Regions from separate parts of the Homo sapiens genome. Here region 1 is linked to region 2. A link is an interaction called in ENCODE POLR2A ChIA-PET data of the cell type or tissue named here. Cell type or tissue: HepG2. All regions are shown on one strand. Each heading gives the region's core, and the rest is flanking DNA. Links, peaks and the distances in the headings are about the cores only. Region 1 overlaps GPC6 (glypican 6). Region 2 overlaps GPC6 (glypican 6).

Region 1 (5,393 bases), core at 135-5,134, 160 kb after region 2:
CCCAACAGAGGTGTGCTCAAAAGCAGAGGTCTGGTAGCCCATATGAAGCAAAAGAAAAGTCTACCCTGTAAAGGAAATATACATTCACACACATATACCTTGGCTCACTCTTTTATATTGTTTTAGGCAAGTGCAGGAGATGAGGACCCACTCAATTCTTTGAGGATCTGTTCTGTCACTGGCTTGCTGCACAATGGTTACATTCTTATTCCTATTATGTCAAGTTGATTTGAGTAAGCAGGTTTGCCTGCCTGCAGCCAGTGACACTAAAAAGGATAGAATCATTTGACATTAAGGTGGATCATACAAGCAAAGGTGCCCCAGGAGGAGATCCCTCAGCTTGTAATTTAACTCAGTCTATGACCTCAGTGGAATAATTTTCCCCAGGAGACGTGACAGCACAGAGTTTATGTCAGAGGATCATGGTGGTCTTTCCTTTCATAACTGGCCTGTGGTCATGGCAGGAGATATTGGGCTGATAGATGTGCTGGGCTGCGGGAAGAGGGCTGGCCAGGCTGGATCTGATTTTTCACTCTACTTTTTCAGAATATTTTCCTGCCTAAAATATTGTCACAAAACGTAGTGGCTGCAAACAGTCATCCCTTATTCATTCATAATTCCAGGAGTTGGTGATTTTGGCTGGGCTCAGCTGGTCAGTTTTTCTGCTGGTCTCCTCTGAGGTGACCTAAGAGGCTGCTGTCATCTGGTGGCTTGACAAGGGCTCAATGTTCTAAATAGGCTGTCTACACATATCTGGCAGATAACGGACTGGCAGTGAGGACACCTCAGTTCTTCTCCACTGGCCTCTCCAGCAGGCTAGTTCAGTTTACCTCTTGGTGACCAAGTTTTAAGAGGGTGAGACAGAAAGAAGCTACAAGCTCTCTCAAGTCCTCAGCTCAGAAGTCCCATGGCATCACATCTACCATATCCTGCTGGTCAAAGCAAGGTACAAGGTCAACCCAAATAAAAGAGGGAGAAACAGTCTCCTCCTCTTGACCGAATGAATTGCAAAGTATTCGTGGTTATTTATTTATTTATTTATTTGAGATGGAGTCTTGCTCTGTCACCCAGGCTGGAATGCAGTGGCGCAATCTCGGCTCACTGAAAGCTCCACCTCCCGGGTTCATGCCATTCTCCTGCCTCAGCCTCCCGAGTAGCTGGGACTACAGGCGTCTGCCACCATGCCCGGCTAATTTTTTGTATTTTTAGTAGAGAGGGGGTTTCACCGTGTTAGCCAGGATGGTCTCAATCTCCTGACCGTGTGATCTGCCCGCATCAGCCTCCCAATCGTGGTTATTTTTAACTACCAAACTTCCCTTGCTAAAAAAAAAAAAAAAAAAAAAAAAAACAAACTCATAGTGTTTCCCAAATACTTACTAACTTTATATATTTACAAAAACATAATAATTAAGGAGATAATTATTAAACATGAAATGAAAACTATCTTTTTAAATGACTGCTGTCTCTTTTTATATGGTAGCAATAGTATTAAAACTTTCTTCTCTTGATAAGGGCTTTGAGTGTAAGCTATTTTCTGCAATGTGTAGAATGCTACAACATTTTTTATTCCCATGTAGAAGTCAGCGGAACAGAATGAGAATTACTGGAGCCATAATGGAAATGGAAAACTTTGGGCTATTTTCTCTTTCTAGTAGGTGAATAATGCAGTATGATAACAACGCCAGTCACTTCAGAAATAGGAGAAACAACAGAATTTTCACTGTATTGCTTTCAGTCACACTTTTGCCCTCTGGATACTTCTGGAAGACTGGTCAGGAATAAAATACGCTATTCAGAGAAAACACAGTTACATTTTACTATACGCACTACCCACTTCTTAAAAACAAAGTTACACCTTGATCCCATTATTCTTTTAAAATAGGATTTACTGTGCACAAATATTATTGTCTCCCCTCTTTTATCTGTTTTTGATTAGCCCTCCTAGGGGATGATACATCATTAAAGGGTTTTGTGCTGGGCTACTTTAAGTGATTCTGAATATTCTGTTGTGTCAGCTCACTGTAATAAAACCCAGTATTTTAACAGTATTGCTCATCCAGTTGCCATTGATAATAATGGGCTCCTTTTACGGCCTTTTTTTACACTTAAACTAATGCATGATATCATTATGTGTGGACCTCATTTTCCCAGGGTTAGTACCACCACGTTAGTCAAGGAAGCAATGACTGAATTGTCATAGGAGTTACCTTTTTCACTATGCAAGGTTATCAATCTAACATTCACAGCTAAACCTGAAATTCCTTAGGACCCTGTGAGTTCCTTCATCATGGATCATCTTTCTCCATGACCTCTAAAAGTCTTTCTAGTAGATGATCTCATTTTATTTCCAAACAACTAAAGATCAGTTACAAGCATTGTTTCTTTGGTAATACATGAGTGGGGGGAGGTGGAGGAAAAGAAAAACCAGGAAGTGTTGCATCTCGATTGCAAAGTGAGTCATTAGAAAGGATGAAAAAATTGACAGTGTGCCATCTGAAATGATCAAGTTATCAGGGCTGACATTGATACAAAGTCTCCTGATACTTGGAACAAACCAGAATGGTACCAAAGGGCTGAACATGAGCCAGATTTCATTTGTCAGTGGGTTGCTCTTATTTTGACAACATCTTGGTAAAATTGTCACATCTGTTGAAATTCTGTTTGAAAATTAGCTGTAGGAAAGAACACCAAACAATCTTATTTTCACGTATTGTGTACACAAGGATTTTCCTACAATGAGTCATCAGTCACCAGCAACAATGAAATGTCACAACAATTCCAAAGATACCATCTGTCTAACGGAGATGATTTAAAGACAAACATACGCCATTTAGCACAGCTATTTTTTAAATGACCACTGATTAAAATCAAAGCACTTCAGATCTTTTCTGAACTGTTATTAACAGCACTGATATTGGAAAACTACAATTAAAGTGTTACGTATCGATAACATCTGCTAAGACTATAAATGATGTTTATTTAAGCTTCCTCTCTTGAGAACAGCTGACATTTGAAAATGTGGAAGATGTTTGCATCACCTCTGTGTCCTCTCCACCTGGTGTTTACAAAATTTTCCCATCAGAGCCTATATCATTGTACACTTCTATTTTATTCAGTAATCACAAATGAGTAAAAGAGTTTATTTGCAGATTTTGTTCAGTAGCTAAAATATGTGTGGCCATTGCAGAAAAAAAAAATAAAGCTCATCAAGACCATGAAAACCCTTTTCTAAAAGCACTTTTCTCCATGGTTCATGATTTTGTTTACTTAATAATACTCATAGTGATCTTGGAAAATCTAGAGGATTGGGAACAAATCTACAAGAAAAAATAGCCAATTATTCAATTATAAAAGTAATACCTAAGCAGAAAGTAAAGAATATAAAAAAATGCTACACAGCTTAGGAGACTGGTATGCTTCACATAAAAATATGCCATTAAATTTCAGATGCAAAAGGTATTATGAATTCTCCATGATGGATTTTGCTTCAATAAATATTAATGGTGAGATAGAGCTAATCAGAACAACTGTCACACAATATTTGAGAGTTTGGTTACAAGTACCTATTGCCATTGCTGTGAAATATTCCACTCAATCCAACAAAGGTTTATCAGACACCACTGTGTGTGCTTACACACTTTCATCTTTTAGTCATTTTCTGTCCAAAGAGCAAAAAAGCGATCATATTTAATTTATAATAATACATTGAAGCCACTTTATAGTATTTCTTGGGGTGACAGAAACAGCATCTGTATAATAGACTAGCTTGTTATTCTAGGTTTTACCACCTGGATTCAAATTTCAAAGGACATGTTAATCCATGTCACCAAATAATAGAACTTTAAGAATAACTAACACCTATATAAGTATTGTTGTTTATTTATGTGTTTATTCCTTCATGCACTTATTCGTTTCTGTATTCAGTCTTTCGGCAGATATTTCAAGGCTGCTTAGAATGTGGGGCACTGGGTTAGGAACTGGGAGTAGTATGAACAAGAGAGAATCCAGGTTAGAGAAAGAAAAAAAATATATATATATTTTTTGCTAACTACTGTTACTAAATTAAATGATCTGGGGTAACTTTCACAACATCTCTCTTTCTGTATCCTTTCATGCGACCATTCTTATCAATAATTAATTTCAACAAAAGAACCTTATCAAATGCTTAAGGGTTAAAAAGATGCCATTACTTATTCAAGATGAAATATGTTATGCAGGAACTTTGCTGAAGTTGGACTGTCAGCCCTGCTACTATTTTAGGTGAAATGGAATTTACAACCATGTTGTGGGGGACTTATAGTAATGGACTACATTTTATCAGGTAAGCAATATGGTTCAAATACTCACCAGCCGTGTGATCTTAACTTTCCTGAACTTGTTTCTTTAATTGTTAAATGGAGATGATAATATCGACCTGAATGGGCTGTTGTGAGGACTAGGAATGATTTATGTAACATGTTTGGTGAACAGCCTCAGGAATAGTTGAGTCTTGAACAGCAACGAACTACAGATGCTGTTAATATTAGCTTCAAGCTAGGTGAGGCTAGGACGGCTCAAAGATTTTAGTAGAAATGGCTAACTGAACAAATAAACACCTTGGCAATTGCCTAAAATCTCTGCTATTTACATTTATTGTTAAAAAAAAAGGAGGGGAGAAATTTCAACTTAAAATAGCACTAAAACATATGAAGTTGGCTGCACTGCAATCAAACTAAACTTTCAAGTCTCCTCTGAAATTTTAGTAGAAGTTCATCATTTCCTCTATCTTTAAACCATTTACTAAGCTAATGACAAACAATGTCTGGGACATCATGGCCAAATCAAAGCATGCTAATGTTTCCCTTCATCACTAAAAGGAATTGTGATGGTCTATGCATTTCAAAAGCTATTCTGTGTTACTCTGGTATGTCAACAATATAACAATAAATAATGAATCTTTTTTCTTTTGGAAATATATTTCAACTTTTAAAAGTTCAATGGGCTACTTTTAACTTGAATATAAAAAGAGGAAGGTGGAAATACTGATTTTTCATGTAAAGCCATATTTTATCTCAATCACTGCTTCGCATTATTTACTTTCCAAACACCTGGCTGGAGGTAAATGCAACTGTTATTTAAATTTAGAGATTAGTTGCCTCATGTGCAGAATTTTATTATAGGTTTATTTTATTGTTTGGCCAGCCAGTTAAGACTCAAGAGATTATTTATAGGTTCTCATTTCAGATTCTAAATTTCCTCTTAAAATTTAGATTTAAGTAATCTGTTTTAAATGGCATCTAGTGACACCCAACAGGATGCCAAAACAACCAACCAGTTGGGAAGATTAAAAATTCCAGCAATAGGCCAAGTGCGGTGGCTCACGCCTGTAATCCCAGCACTTTGGGAGGCCAAGG
Region 2 (5,393 bases), core at 265-5,264:
ATAGCTAAGACAGAAGCTTAGAAACATTTTAATAATAAACCACTACAGAAGTAAACATGTTCTGCAAACAAATTAGGTCATGGTTGCATGTAAGAAGAGCGTCAAAAACACACAAAGTGAGTAAGTATGATTTCTGAAGTAAGCATTAAAATTCAACATACACTGCTTCATATAATGTTGAAGCTTTATCTGCAAAATGAGGAAGTTGGAGAGATTTTTGCAGCAATTTAAAATATGGAAATAGCTCTCTTCTGGCTGATTTATGACGTGTGCAGAGTAGTGAATGAAAGAACTAGAGTTTAGCCTGGGAATACTTTTTCCACCAAATAACATTTCAGGTTTAATCCTGCAGTGTGGTTTCATCTATTTCTCATCTCCTTTCTTACCCATGCCAAAACTGCCCTGTAACGAGTCTCAGATCAAATAGGAAAGTTGGCCAACAGGCTGGAGTTGCAGGACTGGTCATCCAACCTAATTACTAACTTTGGGCAAAGCCAAACCTAACACACCTCAGGGAGACAGTTATTTATAATACACACTTTAAAATATTGAGTAAATGTCAGAGGTTCCAAGAGTTTGAAACGCAGTCAGACTGGACCTGACTTTAGATGCAGGCAGAACAATCTGAGTATCTAATTTTCCTGCTCCATAAAATGAAGTCAAATGAGACTTCATAGAGGATTAAATGAGAAAAGCCTGCAAAGTGCCCAACACAAAACATGGCACACAGTAGTTTCCAAAAAATCAGGTGTATTCTCTATATTTTAAAAAAAATTGTGGCTTTCATTTTTATACCTCTTACAAATAGAAAACTTTTTTTTATTTATATATAATAATCCTGCAAGAAGGACCTTTCACATTATTTCTTACCCCTCCAAGCACTATTCCATTCAGACATAGTCTATCTTTTAGGGTGCCCCATAAACTAGACCAGTAGTTTTAAAATTGTTTAACGGTAGCACCAAGACTCTTTTTTCCAAATGAAATCTTATGCTGAATCCTAGTAGATAAAGATATGACTCATATCAGAACAGTTGTGCTGAAGCATGGAATGAGTGGTTGGGTAGGAGGAGCACAGTAGCCCAAGGACTCCTGTATTACTGAGTGTGAAGAATCTTGAACATGAACAATGCTGATTCAATAGAAATCCACAGACCCTGGAGAGGTGCAATGTACAGCTCTATTTTAAGATTAAGAGGAAGTACTGATGATAATCTTTAAAAAAATCAGCTGGATGACTAACCTAATAACTGGATAGTTACAAATATCTCTGTGTCTATGTTTTATTTGGGTTCACAATCATGTTGGCTTCCAGCCCTCATCTAAATTGATAACGCTTAACAGATAATATATCGTTAAGTATTGCCGTGTATCCTAATTTCAAAGATGATAATCATCCAATGTCCATTATATTCACGTTAAATTATTTTTACCAGTTATAGAAATGAAACTTTTCTTCCTAAGGGATAATTACTGCTTGAAAAACATTTTTATTGAATGACTTTTGTGTTTCGAGTTATTTAATAAACTGAGATTTGGATGTGACATTATAAAAACTGCAAAGTGCGATAGGATAATATACAAAAGTAATTATCCTTGGCTAGAGAGAAAACAATAAAGGTAGAATTAATCTGTGGGTTTTGTGTAAAACTAATGCCAACCGTCTTTATTCCTGTGCTTCTACAGGGCCCACTCTGGGAACACAAGAATGAAGATAAGCAGTCATTACAATGGAAGAAAGTGGTGTGGCAGAGGTATGGTACCCCAACAGCACATGGTGGTGTAAGCTTGCTGAAGTCAAAGGGACCTGTTGAAAGAGGTTTAGTCATGACTAGGCTCTGAAAGACTCTGCACTAGATCTGTACCCAGCGTTGATTCTCCATTAACATTTTCTAGCCTCATTTCCTTTGGGTGTTTCCCTCCCATTAATCTTTTTAATGGTCCCTCTGTGAATGTGCCTTGCCTCCTGGGTCACTCTCAGACATTTTAACAGAGATCACCCAGAGACAATGCTTGAAGCCCAGAGAACTGAACTAGTGGGAATATAATCTGTCTTTGCCGGCTGTTGGGAAAGGGAGGTAGCACTCCTTAAATCACATCCCTAGATGGCTGTCTATCTTATTTAATCAGAGAAGAACTCACTGGCTCTCCTGAACACCTGATTCATTGATTCCTCCTACACCTTTCCCCACATCTTAGTGTTTGTCTTTCCTACTAAAACACTCTCAATTTCCTCAGGCTTTATTTATAAAGTCTATATTTATATTCCAAAGCCTTTATCAGTTGTATTCAATTGTGGGGGCACAAACAATACTACGATCAATTCTGTGGTTCACAAAGCAAAACAGAATGTTTTCTCAGTTGTAAAATGCTATCAGTTGCTAAACCCACATTGATTTCATACCAGCTTTTCAGGGGAAAAAAAAAAAAGAAACCATATGTATTAAGTGTACATGATCAGTTTCTAGATGCATCCCAACTTAATCCTGATTTCAGAAACATTAACCGGAAGAAACCTGGCCTTTAAGAATAGAGGAATTAAGGTAAGTGACTAAGGCCAGGATCATACTCTCATGCTCTTAAGCTACTTGGGAGGGAAACCATGGGCAGGTGCAGGGTTTGTCCAAATGTTTTCTGCTGAATCCTAAAGGTTTTGGAAAACCTCCTCACTGGTCTCCCTGCTCCTGCCTTTGACCACCTATCACCTGTTTTCAGAACAGCACTGCGATCCTTCTACAGTCTGGTGGTGTATGTCTACTGCTTATGAGCCCTCACTCCGAGGAAATCCAGTGGTGTGCTGAAGCCAGCTCATACCAGCTCAAGAGAGCTGACAAATTTTGCAAGCTTGAGAAACGCAGCCATTCTTAAAAATTAAATTACATAAACATATAATTATATACATTATATTTAAAACATAGGTAACTCATTCTCAAAACTCATCCCTTCCTATTACGCTTTACTATATCATCTATGCTCTTGCAGCTATTTACATCTATTTTATCTATATGTAAGAAATACTATATGAGCGTTGGTACCGCTGCACTTCCCTTCCCAGCTCCACATTCAGCAACGTCCTGCTTAGTCTCAGCCCTGGTGTGACTGTTTCCACTATAGCAATTGACAAATGCTACAAATCAAAGTCAAATCTCTTCCCCTTCATTCCCCCAAGAGCTGATTGTTAAACATTTACTAGCATACTGCTGAGTAAAACAAAGTCCTTACACAGGTCTACAAGGCACTCTGAGATCTGGCTCGCTTCCCTCTACTCAAGCCACACTGGTGTCCTTGCAAGGGCAGACTCATTGCACAACTCCAGGGGGCACTGGTCACAGTGTTTTCTGTGTATGGTGCTTCTCCTGCCCACTGCCCTCAGCCAAGTTGTGTAATTTGGAGAAACGATTCTTACCTGGGTCTGGACAAAGCCAAATACAGTCCTGTCTCCAGGCTTTGCACCTGCTGTTTCTCCTGCCTGTAATGCTATTCCCCCACAACCCCTGCCCTATTGCTCCTTCACCGCCTTCAGTTGTCTGCTCAAAGGTCACCTTGTCAGTGAAGCTTTCCCTGACCACGCCATTTAAAGGAGCAAACATCCCCTACCCCTCCTTTGGCTCTCCTAGGCTCCCTTCTCTGCTTTATTTTTCTTCAGAGCACTTATCACCAACTGACATACTGCATCTTTTACTTTTTACTTCATTGTTGTCCCTTTTTTTTCTCCAGAATGTAAGCTCCAACACAGCTCAGGCTTTGTTTTGTGCATTAGATACCAACGACCTGGAATAGTGGCTTGCATATAGTAGGTGCTCAGTAATATTATTGAATAAATGAGTGAATATATGAGGATATTAACAAGAATTCTGATTTTATACATATATGCACACACATATATTGTAATTTTAAATGTATATATATATACACATACATATATGCAAGTGTACACACACACACACACACACACACACACATACATAATGTATATACAGGCCAGGAATTTGAATATCTAGATTTGAGTTATGGCTGTGATGCTGATGGACACTTCTTACTGGAGGTTTAGTCGAGGAGCCTGCTTATGCCCAGAGACACTCTCTGAAGCAGAAGTAAAGCACAGGAAGTGTTTCTTTGGCATATAGTAGGTTTCTCTTTCTGCTAGAACAACATATGGGAGCCTGACTCTGTTGAACTCCCTTAGAGACAGGAAATTTTCTCATCACTGAAGGAAATCAAGGCAGGAACTTAAACTAGTTCAAGAAAGGTGGCTATAGCTAAAGAAGGGAGAATAAACTTCAAAAAGCAATAGAAACCTTGACTAAAAGAGAAAGTATGAGTTTTCCTGAACAGGGACACAAGACATGAGAAACAAGAAAAGAATAATGCAGGGCAAATAGAAAAAGAGAAGGAGAAACGCCATATGTTCACATGAAATGATTTGGGATTGGCAAAAGTGAAGATCTGTCAATATCTAAGACTCTCCTGATCGTCTCTGTATTAGTCCATTCTCATGCTGCTATAAAGAACTTCCCGAGACTGGGTAATTTATAAAGGAATGAGGTTTAATTGATTCATAGTTCTGTACGGCTGGGGAGACCTCAGGAAACTTAAAATAATGGCAGAAGGGGAAGCAAACATATCCATTTTCATATGGCAGCAGGAGAGAGAACTGCCAAGCAAAGGGGGAAAAGCCCTTTATAAAATCATCAGATCTTGTGAGAACTCACTCACTATCACGAGAACAGCAGCATGTGGAAACTGCCCCTATGATTCCATTATCTCCCACTGGGTCCCTCCTATGACACTTGGGGATTATGAGAACTACAATTCAAGATGAGATTTGGGTGGGGACACAGACAAACCACATCAGTCACCATTCTTCTTCATATTTCTTCCATATTCAATAATTTTAATAATCTAATAATAGGCAATTTTACATTAAAATCTTCCTTTTACATGGACTTTAGAAATCATTTTGGATATGTTAAAGCAGAAACATATCTCAAACATTACAACCTTCATTTCAAAAAGTTTTCAATGTTTCCAAATTACATGTCCTCAGGAAAATAATTTTCCAAGCATGCTCCTACTCATATGCCAATAACCTCCAAATCTATATTCAGAAATCATCTTCACCTATGAAAAACCAGATGTATTTGTGTTATTCATTTGCCCCAATGAGTAATTGCAATAAATGGGAAGCTGGCCTAAAATGGGGCATCCTATAGGCAGAACTGAGAATTGACCGTTGGTCCATGGTGCCTGCTGAAGTTTAAGTGTTCTTTCCTTTCTCTACCACTTACTTTGTTCTCTTCTTGTCTGCAGGTCCTAACACTGAACCTGGCATAGAGCAAGTGTTTGGTAAATATGTTCTGAGCCAACAAATGAAGGAGTCCAATAAACAGGAT

What was found. Peaks named below come from ENCODE experiments on the same cell type or tissue, not always from the same donor. Only the 100,000 strongest peaks of a DNase experiment are listed, where the experiment ranks them.
Region 1: POLR2A ChIA-PET joins it to region 2 with 5 read pairs; 1 of 35 experiments calls an interaction of 5 or more read pairs at or near these places.

What each region holds. Positions count from the first base shown.
Region 1 is chr13:93,961,062-93,966,454 of GRCh38, reverse strand. The region is part of intron 3 of GPC6 (glypican 6); the gene reads right to left. Among named protein-coding and RNA genes, the nearest start is that of GPC6-AS2, 110 kb to the right of the region's middle. In HepG2, for the core only: no CTCF peak of the experiment used is centred there; a DNase peak (open chromatin) is centred at 2,734.
Region 2 is chr13:94,117,566-94,122,958 of GRCh38, reverse strand. The region is part of intron 4 of GPC6 (glypican 6); the gene reads right to left. Among named protein-coding and RNA genes, the nearest start is that of GPC6-AS1, 68 kb to the left of the region's middle. In HepG2, for the core only: a CTCF peak has its summit at 3,321 (motif pointing right); a DNase peak (open chromatin) is centred at 3,228; H3K4me3 peaks cover 342 bases.